3 separate regions of the Homo sapiens genome follow, and regions 1 and 3 are each linked to region 2. A link is a contact called in ENCODE Hi-C or POLR2A ChIA-PET data. All regions are on one chromosome and are shown on one strand. Each heading gives the region's core, a stretch centred on a gene start or an enhancer-like site at or near the end of the contact. The rest is flanking DNA. Distances are from core to core; before and after follow the strand shown.

Region 1 (4,633 bases), core at 1,214-3,713, 320 kb after region 2:
AGCTGGGCGCCTGCAGAGGAACCGACCACCCGTGGGGCTGGGGGAGGTTGGCTGGAGGAGGAGAAAGGGGCGGGCATCTGGGAGGGTCTCAGCCACTCTCAGAGGCTTATTCATCTCATCCTCCTTTCCCTCCCCCCTTCTTGTTTTTCAGACTGTCAGCATCAATAAGGCCATTAATACGCAGGAAGTGGCTGTAAAGGAAAAACACGCCAGAAATATCCTTTTGGATGTTGCTTGGAAGACCGACCCTGAGGGAGGTCAGCTCATGGGGACTGAGGTCAGGGCCAGGCTGCCTTGCTCAGCTCCAGGAAGGGGCAACCCTGCACAGGCCAGGTCCCTGCAGCTTCTGATGACGGCAGCTTCTCAGAGAGGGCTGGCTGCAGAGACCACAGACCTTCAGGGTGGCAGACACCAAAAAGGCTGTGGAGCCCAGGCCTTTCAACTTGCCAAAGATCCTGCTCCTTTCCTTAAGGACTTAAGCACTCCTTTTTTTCTTTTTCCAAAAGGGGTCTTGCCGTGTTGCCCAGGCTGGAGTGCAATGGCGTGATCATAGCTCACTGCAGCCTCAAACTCCTGGGTTCACGCAATCCTCTCGTCTCAGCCTCCCGAGTAGCTGGGACTACAGGTGTGCACCACTATGCCTGGCTAATTTATTTTATGATTTTTAGAGATGGGGTATTGCTCATTGCCCAAGCTGGCCTCAAGCAATCCTCCCTCCTCTGTAACCCCAAAGTGCTGGAATTACAGGGGAGAGCCACTGCACCTGGCCGACTCAAGCTTTGTAGAACCTCATAGTCACTTGAAAGTTACTTTCCTTTGAGAGACCTCCTGGGGGTCAGGAGGGATCTTCACCTATATTCAAAGCCCTCCAGGTCCTTTCTTTGCCTTTACAGGAACACAGGGACCACTCCCCTGGGGGTTGCATAATCAATAGTTATCTCCTTTTCTGAGCATGAAAGCAAAAAAAAAAGAAAAAGAGAGTTTTTTTTTTTTTTCTTTTTTGAGACAGAGTCCCACTCTGTTGCCCAGGCTGGAGGGCAGTGGCATGTTCTCGGCTCACTGTAACCTCTGCCTCCTGGATTCAAGCGATTCTTGTGCCTCAGCTTCCCAAGTAGCTGGGATGACAGGCGTGTGCCACCACACCCGGCTAATTTTTGTAATTTTAGTAGGACCGGGGTTTTGCCATGTTGGCCAGGCTGGCCTTGAACGCCTGGCCTCAGCCTCCTAAAGTGCTGAGATCACAGGCATGAGCCACCATGCCTGGCCGAAAAAAAGAAAGTCTTAGCTTCAGAGGTTGGTTGGCCTTAAACTGAGGCAGGGGCTCTCTACCTTCGTGAACAGGTTCAACCTATGCCAGGGGGAAGAAGACAAGAGCCTTGAAGTGGATTAGGGAATGGGTGACTTGAAAGCCCTCTGTAAGCCCACCACACCCAGGAGCAGCCTGTGGCTTTGTAGAGAGGTGCAGGACCATGCTGGCTGATGAATCCCTAGGAATCTGCCTTTGAGTTGCAGAATCCAGGAACTGGAGCGCTTAATCCCCAAAGGCTGAAGGAGAGAGTCTGCCAGGGGGGTGGCTAAGCTTTTAACTCTCTGTGTGCTGGGCCAGAGCAAGGTGGAGTTCCGGGCAAGCAGAGTTGGGACTTTTTTTTTTTTTTTTTTGAGACAGAGTCTTGCTCTGTCGCCTAGGCTGGAGTGCAGTGGCATGATCTCAGCTCACCGCAACCTCCGCCTTCCAGGCTCAAGAGATCCACCTGCCTCAACCTCCCAAGTAGCTGGGACCACAGGTGTGTATCACTACCCCTAGCTAATTTTTGTATTTTTAGTAGAGACGGGGTTTTGCCATGTTGCTCAGGCTGGTTTCAAACTCCTGAGCTCAAGCAATCCTCCTGCCTTGGCCTCCCAAAGTGCTGGAATTACAGGCATGAGCCACCGCGCCCAACTTCGGAGGCCGCACCCAGCCTCAGAGGCTGGACTTCTGTCTGCAGTGGGAAGCTTCTCCTCACCTGGGCTCTTGGTTACTGTGTCACAGCCAGGCAAGCCAGAGCAGCTTGTCCCGAAGCCTTCTAGCCTCAACCCCTAGAGGCGACCCTCCAGGTTAGATAGCCAGAGAAGCCCAGCATTGCTTAGTGTGATATATGAACTGCTGTTTGCTAGAGGGAAAGCAGCTTGCCTTTAGTGGGAAGATGCTTTGGCTGGAATTAGGATGGCGGCTGCAGAACCTCTCTGGGGTAACCCAGAAGTCCAGCCCTGTGCGAGCCTAGCTAGATCTTGCTCTTTTTTTCCCCAGAAAGACACAGGCCCCTTGGTTTCCTGCATCACGTTTGGTACCCTTGCGATGATTCAAAGCAAACCAAGAAAAGCCTTTATTTTAAACGGCCCAGTGGATTTTCTCAGAGGAAATGACTCAGCCCTGACCCTTACCTACGAATAATTTGTGATCAATCTGATAAAAGATATGAGTAAGGGAGAGACAGTTATCATCAGGCAGTGTGCTGTTCAGGACAAGACATGGGTGCAGAGAGGCCAGGCCTGCAGCGGCAGGGTCAGGTCACATGCTGCCGGGAGGCTCCCTGGGAGGAGGGAAGGGGCCCTGCAAGGAGATTCTGACATTCTGCCACTGGAACTCTCGGGCTCACTCTGGGACCTTGAGTGGGGCCTCCATGAGTCTTAGGTCACTTTCTGTTCAATCAAAGGTTGGACAAAGAAGATTTCAGGCCAGGTGTGGTGGCTCATGCCTATAATCCCAGCACTTTGGAAGGTGGAGGCGGATGGATGACCTGAGGTCAGGAGTTCGAGACCAGCCTGGCCAACATGGTAAAACCCCGTCCTACTGAAAAAACAAAAATTAGCCAGGTGTGGTGGCAGGTACCTGTAATCCCAGCTACTTGGGAGGCTGTGGCAGGAGAATCACTTGAACCTGGGAGGCAGAGGTTGCAGTGAGCCGAGATCGTACCACTGTACTCCAGCCTGGGCAACAAGAGCAAAACTCTGTTTCAAAAAGAAAAAGATTTCAAAGATTTAACAGTCCAGCCCTAACATTCTATGAGTCTCTGATTCATAATTTCTAAATGGTGAATAAATGTTGAAAAATCAACTCCATACAGTAGGGTTTGAAATGCCTAATTAAAGATATCCCAAAGCTTTTTTTTTTTTTTTTTTTTTTGAGGCAGGGTCATGCACTGTCACCCAGGCTGGAGTGCAGTGACACAATCAGTTGGAGGCTCACTGCAGCCTCCAACTTTTAGGCTCAAGTGATCCTCCCACCTCAGCCTCCTGAGTAGCTGGGACTATAGGCACATGCCATCATGCCTGGCTAATTTTTTATAGAGATGGGGTCTCACTGTGGCCCAGGCTGGTCTTGAACTCCTAGCTAGGCTCAAGCAGTCCTCCCGCTGGGCCTCCCAAAGTGCTGCAATTACAGGCGTGAGCCACCATGCCCAGCGCATTTATCTATTATCAGGTCTTTTATCAGCTGCCTTAGATACAAACTGAATAAGCATTAGGAAGTCTGACTTCAGAAATGCTGCTTACACATTTATCACAGATGCCTAAATGGTGAACAGGTTGGCCCGCCACCTTGGTATTCACTCCTGGAGGGCTGGGGACTGAGTCTTATTTTTCTTATTTTCTTTTTTTTCTCCCTGAATGGATTTTACAGGCTTTGACACATACTTGGGGCATAAAAATGCTTATATGTGAAAGAATGCCAGAAAGGCATTATTTCTGAATTATTTCAGAAATCGCTCCTACACCAAGGCCAGGCACAGTGGCTCACACCTGTAATCCCAGAACTTTGGGAGGCCAAGGTGGGTGGATCTCTTGAGGCCAGGAGTTCGAGACCAGCCTGAGCATCATGGTGAAACCCCGTCTCTACTAAAAAAAACAAAAATTAGCCGGGCATGGTGGCGGGTGCCTGTGATCCCAGCTACTTGGGAGGCTGAGGCACGAGAATCACTTGAACCTGGGAGGTGGAGGTTGCAGTGAGCCAAGATTGTGCCACTGCACTCCAGCCTGGGCAACAGAGCGAGACCCTGTCTAAAAAAAAAATAGAAAGAAAGAACGAACGAGAGAGAGAGGGAGGGAAGGAAGGAAGGGAGAGAGAGAAAGAAAGAAAGGAAGGAAGGAAGGAAGGAAGGAAGGAAGGAAGAAAGAAAGAAAGAAAGAAAGAAAGAAAGAAAGAAAGAAAGAAAGAAAGAAAGAAAGAAAGAAAGGACTCCTACACCAAAAGCTGATTTTAGCTTCCAGACCCAAACATCTGTTTAAGCCCACCCCTCTCTAAATGAAGATGTCATCGAGGAAAGGAGCTTTATGGTATCTTCCAGTTCAGAAGCAAAATAACATGTGCTCTGGGTGAGTCATTTAGTTTCCTACCTGAGATGAGTCCTTCTGCCCTAAATGACAGTGCACTTGCGACCTAGCCTTGCTGAGTAAAGCCTAAAGTTCCGGGCACAGAGTTGTCCTAACAACTGACAGTGCCCAGTTACTGGGTCTGTGAATCTTGTTGAAGCACACAATTACAAAAGTGGAAATTCTCTCCTCACTCCAAAAAGAGCTCACTAATGACAGAGATCTGGAATAGCCGAACTTAAAATCATGTGAGGCCAGAGGGACATTTGTTTATTTTTGAGATGGA
Region 2 (4,321 bases), core at 901-3,400:
CTTGAACCCCAGAATTCGAGACCAGCCTGGGCAACATGGCAAACCAAATCTCTAAAAAACATTTAAAAAATTAGCTGGGTGTGGTGGTGCGTGCCTGTACTCCCAACTACTTGGGAGGCTGAGGAGGGAGGATTGCTTGAATCCTGGAGGTTGAGGCTGCAGTGAGCTATGATTGCGCCACTGCACTCCAGCCTGCACGACAGAGTGAGACCTGTCTCACAAAAAAAAAAAAGTTACTTAAAAGCTAAATTATTTTTAACTTGAAATGTTCCATGGACTTCACGAGTAAATGTTCTGGATTTGCCAAGCAGTTTTGATTTCAATTGGCCTGTCTCCTAATCATACACAGACTTACCTAACACAGATTCTGATTTTCAAGGGGTTAAGGGTGGATCAACCCAGAGTTAACCAACAGCAGGTCCTAAAATTCAGGTATGTCTGGCAGCAAACATCCTCTGTGGCATTTATAAACTCCTACTACCCAGGACGATCCACACCTGATTTACATTGGCTGCGGTCAATGCTGCTGTTTTCAGGAATATCCCTGGGTTGTTTCATTTCAAATCTACCTATTATTTCTTCAAGTGCTAGACCTGAAGAATTTTGGAAAATTAAGATCACTCCTAAGTTTCCACACCACCACGCAACTGGCAGCTAGCATCCCATTCTCTGAAATGCGGATGTTGTACAAATACTTTTTATAATAAGCTATCTGCTCAGCGAAAGTTTCCAACATTAGATGGCATGAAGGTCATAAGTAGCTCAAAAACCACTCTCTTAAAAGGAAAATAAGAACTCCTAAAACAGCCCTCCTCCCAAAAAAAAGGAAGTGGACCTTTCTGGGTTCCCTGGTTTACTAACTGGGCCTTTGGAGCTGTTCTCCTGACCAAGCCAACCCCATAACCACTCAAAAGGGATTTCCGTAGGTAGAACTTGCAAATGGTTAATGAATCAATGCCTTCTCCATAAAGCAAGACCCAAGGAATTACAGCAGTGAACAACGGTGGGGATACTGGATCCCCCAGAGGGTTCCATAAACGTTCTGCTTACAAGGAGGATTAAAGTTCTCGATGCCACTCTCTGGGACCCTGTCTTGATCCTCAGAATCTCAACCCTGTGGGGAGAGCAGGGTGGCTGTCTTACTACCAGACCCACTGATCAGAAAACGGAGGCTCCAGGAGGTATCTTGCTTGCCAAGAATCAAACCAGGGCCACCCAGTCCAGTCCTGTCTCCTTTTGTGCTGGCATCATTCTCCAGCTTGGCCAAGCTCAGAGGCAAGGCAAGGCAAGGCTGCAGCTTTAAGGGTTTAAGAGAGGAGACAGCCACTTTCATTGAAACAGCCCCAAACTCCTTATTAGTGGTCACCAGTTTACACAAGGGTAACTCGTTTTGAAAAACAATACGCAGAAAGTCGAAGTCAATCAAGCTCACTGAAACCTCTACTCTCCTCCCCCTGGCGCCCAAGAGACCTTGAACTCTTACCCAATTGCTCCCCCGATCTAAGGGTGTCCCGGCTCCCCCAGGAGATCCGGGTACCTGTGTTGTGGGGGCCGCCGAGACACCTGACTGCGAGGGGCACTGCCCTCAGGGATGCAGGCCGGGCTGGGGGGCTCCCGTGATCCATCGACTCAGCCCACCTGATGCTGCAGGGTTAGATTCGGGTCCCATGAGCATGCATCGAGCGCCTCTCACGTTAGGTACCCCCAGAATTCGCTGCCTCCCGAGGCCCATTCATCGTACAGATGGGGAAACTGAGGCTCGGAGAGTTAAAGTGGCTTAGCCCGTGGGGGGCGGCGGCGCGGGGACTGGACCCCGAGCCCTGAGATACCGAGCCCTAACCCTCAGCCGAGGGCCTGCCGGGCTCTCTCGGCCCAAGCTGTGGAAAAGTCGACCCTCAGGCCGCCGCGGGAGATCAGCTCTAGGGGAAGGGCGACGCGGAGGAGGGCCGGGGTGGGAGCCATGCCTTCCGCCCGAGCGTCGGGCCAGACGCGCAGTGCCCAGGCCCGAGGGCCCACCCCGACGCAGAGAGCCAGGCGGCCGCGGTGAACTGAGGCGCCCGGCAAACCCCGAGTCTTGGGGCCCGACCTCACCCACCCCGCCGTCGCCGCGAAAGATAGCACTCACCGCTGGCAGCCCGGCTGCTCTCTGCGGGCACCTGGGCAGGGCTCAGGCCCACACCACTGAGGCGCTACCACCGCCTTCGCCGGCCGCGGGGGTGGGGGCGTGGCCATTGGGCCGCCGCCCCGCCCACTCGAGCCGCGCGTGCATTCCCGGAGCCCCGCGCTTCCCCCTGCAAATTTGCGCTCTTGGTACGGCCCGGCCCGGCCACGCCCCCTCGCGGCTCGGCTGGGTCGCCCGGCAGAGAAATGAAAGTGCGTGGTTCCGGGGGTGGCGGAGTCGCCTGGAGACGGCGGCTGCGGCTTCTACAGCTCGGACCCTGCAGGTCACCGGGCCGGCTGCCCACCTTCCCGGGGATCACTGCAGAACTGTGGCTGTGCGCCCGCCGGTCTAGCCTCCTCCTTCGGGCCGCCGCTTGCTTGTGATCGCCACATTGTCTCCTCCACGGCCCTGTTTCCTCACCTGAAATTGGCGAGGCTTCAGGCCCAAGTCGTCTCCCTGGGTTCCCTCCATCCAGCCTGACGGCGGAGGGCGCGCGTTTGTTTTTAGAGACAGGGTCTCGTTCTGTCGCCCAGGCTGGATTGCAGTGGTGCAGTCACAGCTCACTGCAGCCTTCAACTCCTGTGCTCAGGCGATTCTCCCACTTCAGCCTCCCAGTAGCTGGGACTACAGGCGCGCCACCACACCTAGCTAATTTTATTTTATTTTATTTGCAGAGATGCGGTCTCGCTATGATGCCCAGGTTGGTCTCGAACTGGTCTCAAGTGATCCTCCCTCCTCGGCCTCTCAAAGCGCTGCGATTACAGGCGTGAGGTCCCACACGCTGCCTAGAGCTCGCTTTTGAAGGCCGGCCTGTTGGGGGTGGGAAGTGACCAAGCAGGAGGCAAGCCCTGGATGGAAGAGGAGTGGGGGGATACAGAGAGCTTCTGGGGTTTGAAAAGTCTGGCAGCCTTGGTTGGGGAGTGAAGCCCACCTCTGCCTCCTGCTATGGTTTCTACTTTACAGGGTCATGAAGATTAAGTGGTATAACCTTTGTTCCTAAAGGATTTAGAGCACGGCATTACTAAGTGTTCTCATCGCCATTGTTATTATTACTACTACTACTATTATTACTAGCTGTGCTGTGAATTCCTTTTGCAACACTGTGCAACTCACTTCTCTCAGAGCCCCTTCTCCATCTTTTAAAAATAGCCCAGGCACGGTGGCTCACGCCTGTAATCCCAGAACTTTGGTAGGCTGAGGTGGGCGGATCACCTGAGGTCAGGAGTTCGAGACCAGCCTGACCAACATGGCAAAACCCCGTCTCTACTAAAAATACAAAAATTAGCTGGGCATGGTGGCGGGTGCCTGTAATCCCACCTACTGGGGAGACTGAGGCAGGAGACCCACTTGAACCCCGGAGGCAGAGGTTGCAGTGAGCCCAGTTCACACCACTGCACTCCAGTGTGGCCGACAGAGTGACACTCCGTCTCACAAAAAAAAAAAAGTTAATTTATAAAATAATACATAAATATAACATTTATATATTATATAAATGTTATATTTGTTATATTTATATATTATATAAATAATATATATTATATAATAACATATATGTTACTTATTTTTTGAAACAGGGTCTCCCTTTGTCGCTGAGGCTGGGATGCAGCCTCGACCTCCTGGGCTCAGGTGATCCTCCTGCCTCAGCCTCCCTAGTAGCTGGAATTACAGGCATGCGCCACCACAACTGGCTAATTTTTGTATTTTTATTTTTCATTTTAAAGAAAGTTGATTGAAATTTTTTTGTAGAGATGGTGTTTTGCCATGTTTCCCAGGCTGGTCTCAAACTCCAGACCTCAAGCAGTCCTCCCACCTTGGCCTCCCAAAGTGCTGAGATTACAGGTGTGAGCACTGCACCTAGCCTAATTTTTAAATTTTTTGTAGAGACAGAGTCTCGCTATGTTGCCCAACCTGGTCTTGAACTCCTGGCCTCAAGGGATCCCTTGCCTCGGCCTCCCAAAGTGCAGGAATTACAGATGTGAGCCACCATTCCCATCCACTCTTCATCTTTAAAATATTGTGAAAATAGCAAAATCCTATATAAAGAGATTATTACCATGGCCCAGGTGCCAGGTTTCCTATGTCCAGGAACCAGTCCCTCCAACAGGTTGGATGAATGCAGTAGCCCTCAGGGTGGGGCACAATACCTGTCCAAAGAAGGGA
Region 3 (4,442 bases), core at 1,210-3,709, 380 kb after region 2:
CCTCTTTGGGCAGTGCCATGGATTTCCACTGCTTCTTATGGTGGTTGGTTGGGTTTTTTGGTTTTGTTTTTTTTTTTAAGTTTCACTCACATAGCCAACTCTCCCAAAGGGCACACCCCTGGGGCTGAGTCTCCAGGGCCCCCCAACTGTGGTAGCTCCAGCGATGGTGCTGCCCAGGCCTCTCGGTGCTCCATCTCCGCCTCCACACTGACCAAGTGCTGGCCCACCCAGTCCATGCTCCAGGGTCAGGCGGAGCTGCTGAGTGACAGCTTTCCTCAAAAAGCAGAAGGAGAGTGAGTGCCTTTCCCTCCTAAAGCTGAATCCCGGCGGAAAGCCTCTGTCCGCCTTTACAAGGGAGAAGACAACAGAAAGAGGGACAAGAGGGTTCACACAGCCCAGTTCCCGTGACGAGGCTCAAAAACTTGATCACATGCTTGAATGGAGCTGGTGAGATCAACAACACTACTTCCCTGCCGGAATGAACTGTCCGTGAATGGTCTCTGTCAAGCGGGCCGTCTCCCTTGGCCCAGAGACGGAGTGTGGGAGTGATTCCCAACTCCTTTCTGCAGACGTCTGCCTTGGCATCCTCTTGAATAGGAAGATCGTTCCACCTTCTACGCAATTGACAAACCCGGAAGATCAGATGCAATTGCTCCCATCAGGGAAGAACCCTATACTTGGTTTGCTACCCTTAGTATTTATTACTAACCTCCCTTAAGCAGCAACAGCCTACAAAGAGATGCTTGGAGCAATCAGAACTTCAGGTGTGACTCTAGCAAGGCTCATCTTTCTGCCCGGCTACATCAGCCTTCAAGAATCAGAAGAAAGGCCAAGGTGCTGGACTGTTACTGACTTGGATCCCAAAGCAAGGAGATCATTTGGAGCTCTTGGGTCAGAGAAAATGAGAAAGGACAGAGCCAGCGGCTCCAACTCCTTTCAGCCACATGCCCCAGGCTCTCGCTGCCCTGTGGACAGGATGAGGACAGAGGGCACATGAACAGCTTGCCAGGGATGGGCAGCCCAACAGCACTTTTCCTCTTCTAGATGGACCCCAGCATTTAAGTGACCTTCTGATCTTGGAAAAACAGCGTCTTCCTTCTTTATCTATAGCAACTCATTGGTGGTAGCCATCAAGCACTTCCCAGGATCTGCTCCAACAGAATATTGCTAGGTTTTGCTACATGACGGGTTGTGAGACTTCTGTTTGATCACTGTGAACCAACCCCCATCTCCCTAGCCCACCCCCCTCCCCAACTCCCTCTCTGTGCATTTTCTAAGTGGGACATTCAAAAAACTCTCTCCCAGGACCTCGGATGACCATACTCAGACGTGTGACCTCCATACTGGGCTAAGGAAGTATCAGCACTAGAAATTGGGCAGTCTTAATGTTGAATGCTGCTTTCTGCTTAGTATTTTTTTGATTCAAGGCTCAGAAGGAATGGTGCGTGGCTTCCCTGTCCCAGTTGTGGCAACTAAACCAATCGGTGTGTTCTTGATGCGGGTCAACATTTCCAAAAGTGGCTAGTCCTCACTTCTAGATCTCAGCCATTCTAACTCATATGTTCCCAATTACCAAGGGGTGGCCGGGCACAGTGGCTCACGCCTGTAATCCCAGCACTTTGAGAGGCTGAGGTGGTAGGATCACCTGAGGTCAGGAGTTCAAGACCAGCCTGTCCAACATGGTGAAACCCCCATCTCTACTAAAAATACCAAAAATTAGCCGAGCGTAGTGACGGGTGCCCGTAATCCCAGCTACTCAGGAGGCTGAGACAGGAGAATCACCTGAACCCCAGAGGCAGAGGTTGCAGTGAGCTGAGATCACGCCATTGTACTCCAGCCTGGGCAACAAGAGCAAAACTCCGTCTCAAAAAAAAAAAAAAATTACAAATGGGGCAAACAGTCTAGTGTAATGGATCAAATTAAGATTCTCTGCCCAGCCGGGCACAGTGGCGCATGCCTGTAATCCCAGAACTTTGGGAGGCCAAGACGGGATGATTGCTTGAGCTCAGGAGTTTGAGACCAGGCTGGGCATCATAGCAAGACCTCATCTCTACTAAAATTCAAAAACAAAATTAGCCGGGCATGATGGTGCATGCCTGTAGTCTCAGCTAGTTGGGGAGCTAAGGTGGGAGAATTGCTTGAGCTTGGGAAGTCGAGGCTGCAGTCAGCCCTGATTGTGCCAGTGCACTCCGGCCTGGGTGACAGAGTGAGACCCTGTCTCAAAAAAAAAAAGATTCTGTGTCAGAGCCCAGCCCAGGAGTTTGAGGCTGCAATGAGCCATGATTTCCCACTGCACTCCAGCCTGAGTGACAGAGCGAGACTCCATCTCTTTAAAAACAAACAAAAAATTATCTGAATGATCCTGTCTCTAAAAAGAAGCCACAGAAATGTTTAAAAACTTCATCGACTTAGCCTGAGTCATAACGGTTAAGAAAGCACTTAAACAGAAGCAGAGGCTAATTCAGTGTCACATGAGGAAGTAGCTGTCAGATGTCACATAATTACTTTCGTAATAGCTCAGATTAGAATGGCTACCCCATTCTCTAGACAAAATCAAATTGTCCTATTGTGACTCTTCTAAAAATGAAGATGAAGAGCTATTTAATGACACACCTTGGATTAAAACGGGAATCACATCTTAAAGCTAAAAATGAACCTGCAAGCCTTCTAAATGAGTCACTGAGCATCACTAGTGACAAGTCTCGGGTGAGCGTAAATGGGTCATGACAAGATGGGACAGCAACAAAATCATGGCTTAGGATCGACAAGAAGTTAAAAAACAGCTGCATCTGTTACTTAAGTTTGTAAGACAGTGCCCTGAGACCTCTAGAGAAAAGATGTTTGTTTACATAAGAGAAAGAGGCCAGACATGGTGTCTCACACGTTTAATCCCAGCACTTTGGGAGGCAGGGGCGGGTGGATCACCTGAGGTCAGGAGTTCAAGACTAGCCTGGCCAACATGGTGAAACCCCGTCTCTACTAAAAATACAAAAATTAGCCGGGCATGGTGGCAGGCGCCTATAATCCCAGCTACTGGGGAGGCTGAGGCAGGAGAATCACTTGAACCCGGGGGACAGAGGTTGTAGTGAGCCAAGATCGCACCACTGCACTCCAGCCTGGGTCACAGAGTGAGACTCCATCTCAAAAAAAAAAAAGAGAGAGAGAGAGAAAGAAATAGAAGAGAAGAGCCATCTTGGCAGGGTTATTTTATATCTGAGCAAGGAGTTTAAATGAGACTAGTTTAGATTGTCTGCTGATGCAGCCGTCCATAGCAGTACCCCTAAAATCCCACCAGAATACGGGTCCCTCTAACCCAGTGGCTGGAAGAACCACTGTCTAGAGCAACTTTTCTTGGAACTGTCCCAGCTACCAAGTCAGACACCAAGGTTTATGCCACCAGGTAACACGGGAATCACAGGTACATGTCGCTCCGGTCAGATTAGTTGGCTTTGGCCCCTCGACCCTGTGCAGGAGCTAGTTCTCAGCTTGCAGCTGGAAGTTCCCTCTTAGCTCCTTAGTCTAGAGGGGTCTCCTGGCTCCATTTGACCCTGGTCTTTAATAACCGGTCAGCATCTTGCTACCTTCTACCACCTTTCCAAATCTCTGGAAATCCTGCCAGGGAAAGCCTCCAGTTCCAACATTGGCTTTCCAAGCAAACTGGCTTTGCCCTCTCTCTGCCATCCTTGTCCTCCAGAGACTGCACCACCTGTAGCATAGAAAACCACCACCACGGACCTGCCAGCCATCGGCGCAGCAAACCAGCCAGCTGTTTGCTGCCAAATTCCTTCCTCTCCCAGGTCCAGACCAAATACAAGATCAGCACCACACCGTGGTGTTGTCAGGAGCCAAAGCAACAGGAAACAATTCAATGCTGTTGGGTTCGATTCTGAGAGTAGATTTTTCCAGACATGTCTTTCAGGTGACCCTCAACTACCTCAGGTTTGAAGGCCCTAAATGAAACTGATTACCACTCATAGGGACAAACCGAGGGGGTTCGGTTACATCTTGGTGATAATGCAGTTGTCTCAAACTTATAACAGACTCTTTCACATTTCAGTTTGCAGGGATAGGGTTGGGTTTGTTTTTCTTCTGTTTTTAACCTTTCCCCTGGGTTTCCATTAGGGTAGTTCCTTGAAATGAATTTCATTTTTCACTGAGTGCCTACCTTCCCAGGGCAGGTGGCCACTGGCTTCTGTTTCCCTCCAACAATACTTTTATTATGGTATTAAGACCTTTCTTTGTATAATACATTGCATCTGTGTTTTCAATTTTTCAAATAAATATTTCCGCCTGGCAATGGAGCGTGGTGGTGATTGACCAGCCAGCGTGGCTCTGAGGTATAGGCTCCAGTGAGAAGCCTGCATTTGTATCCTGGGGTTCATGGAATCCACTTAGCCCCACACCTCTGGGAATATATCTTAGAAATATTAGTTTTGAGCCGG

Evidence for each region. Hi-C counts contacts between places; a loop is a spot of excess contacts on that map. ChIA-PET counts read pairs that join two places held with the same protein, here RNA polymerase II (POLR2A). Pooled maps may share reads with other maps.
Region 1: a pooled map shows a loop between it and region 2 (2.3-fold over the local background). The contact joins the enhancer-like site here to the promoter of POR in region 2. A Hi-C loop is called at or near these places in 3 of 50 pooled maps. POLR2A ChIA-PET finds 5 or more read pairs at or near these places in 4 of 52 experiments (K562, OCI-LY7 and WTC11).
Region 3: a pooled map shows a loop between it and region 2 (2.7-fold over the local background). The contact joins the enhancer-like site here to the promoter of POR in region 2. A Hi-C loop is called at or near these places in 1 of 168 maps with a recorded cell type or tissue (naive thymus-derived CD4-positive, alpha-beta T cell) and 9 of 50 pooled maps. POLR2A ChIA-PET finds 5 or more read pairs at or near these places in 2 of 52 experiments (HEK293 and WTC11).

What each region holds. Positions count from the first base shown.
Region 1 is chr7:75,594,766-75,599,398 of GRCh38, reverse strand. HIP1 (huntingtin interacting protein 1) reads left to right here. Exons shown (of 31, transcript NM_005338.7): 2 at 152-215. Among named protein-coding and RNA genes, the nearest start is that of SPDYE5, 100 kb to the right of the region's middle. RefSeq lists enhancers at 2,467-2,606, 3,521-4,468. Within about 2 kb of position 2,463, at least 3 of the 41 ENCODE cell types and tissues checked have a DNase peak (open chromatin) inside an H3K27ac peak, as active enhancers do.
Region 2 is chr7:75,912,984-75,917,304 of GRCh38, reverse strand. POR (cytochrome p450 oxidoreductase) reads right to left here and starts at 2,150. Exons shown (of 16, transcript NM_001395413.1): 1 at 2,126-2,150. MIR4651 (microRNA 4651) reads right to left here and starts at 2,108; the gene lies at 2,036-2,108. It overlaps LOC124901680 (a long non-coding RNA gene), which reads right to left. Exons shown (of 2, transcript XR_007060393.1): 2 at 2,811-3,009. RefSeq lists a silencer at 1,943-2,432 and an enhancer at 2,693-2,742.
Region 3 is chr7:75,533,153-75,537,594 of GRCh38, reverse strand. HIP1 (huntingtin interacting protein 1) reads left to right here. Exons shown (of 31, transcript NM_005338.7): 31 at 1-4,297. Among named protein-coding and RNA genes, the nearest start is that of SPDYE5, 43 kb to the right of the region's middle. RefSeq lists an enhancer at 2,135-2,384. Within about 2 kb of position 2,459, at least 2 of the 41 ENCODE cell types and tissues checked have a DNase peak (open chromatin) inside an H3K27ac peak, as active enhancers do.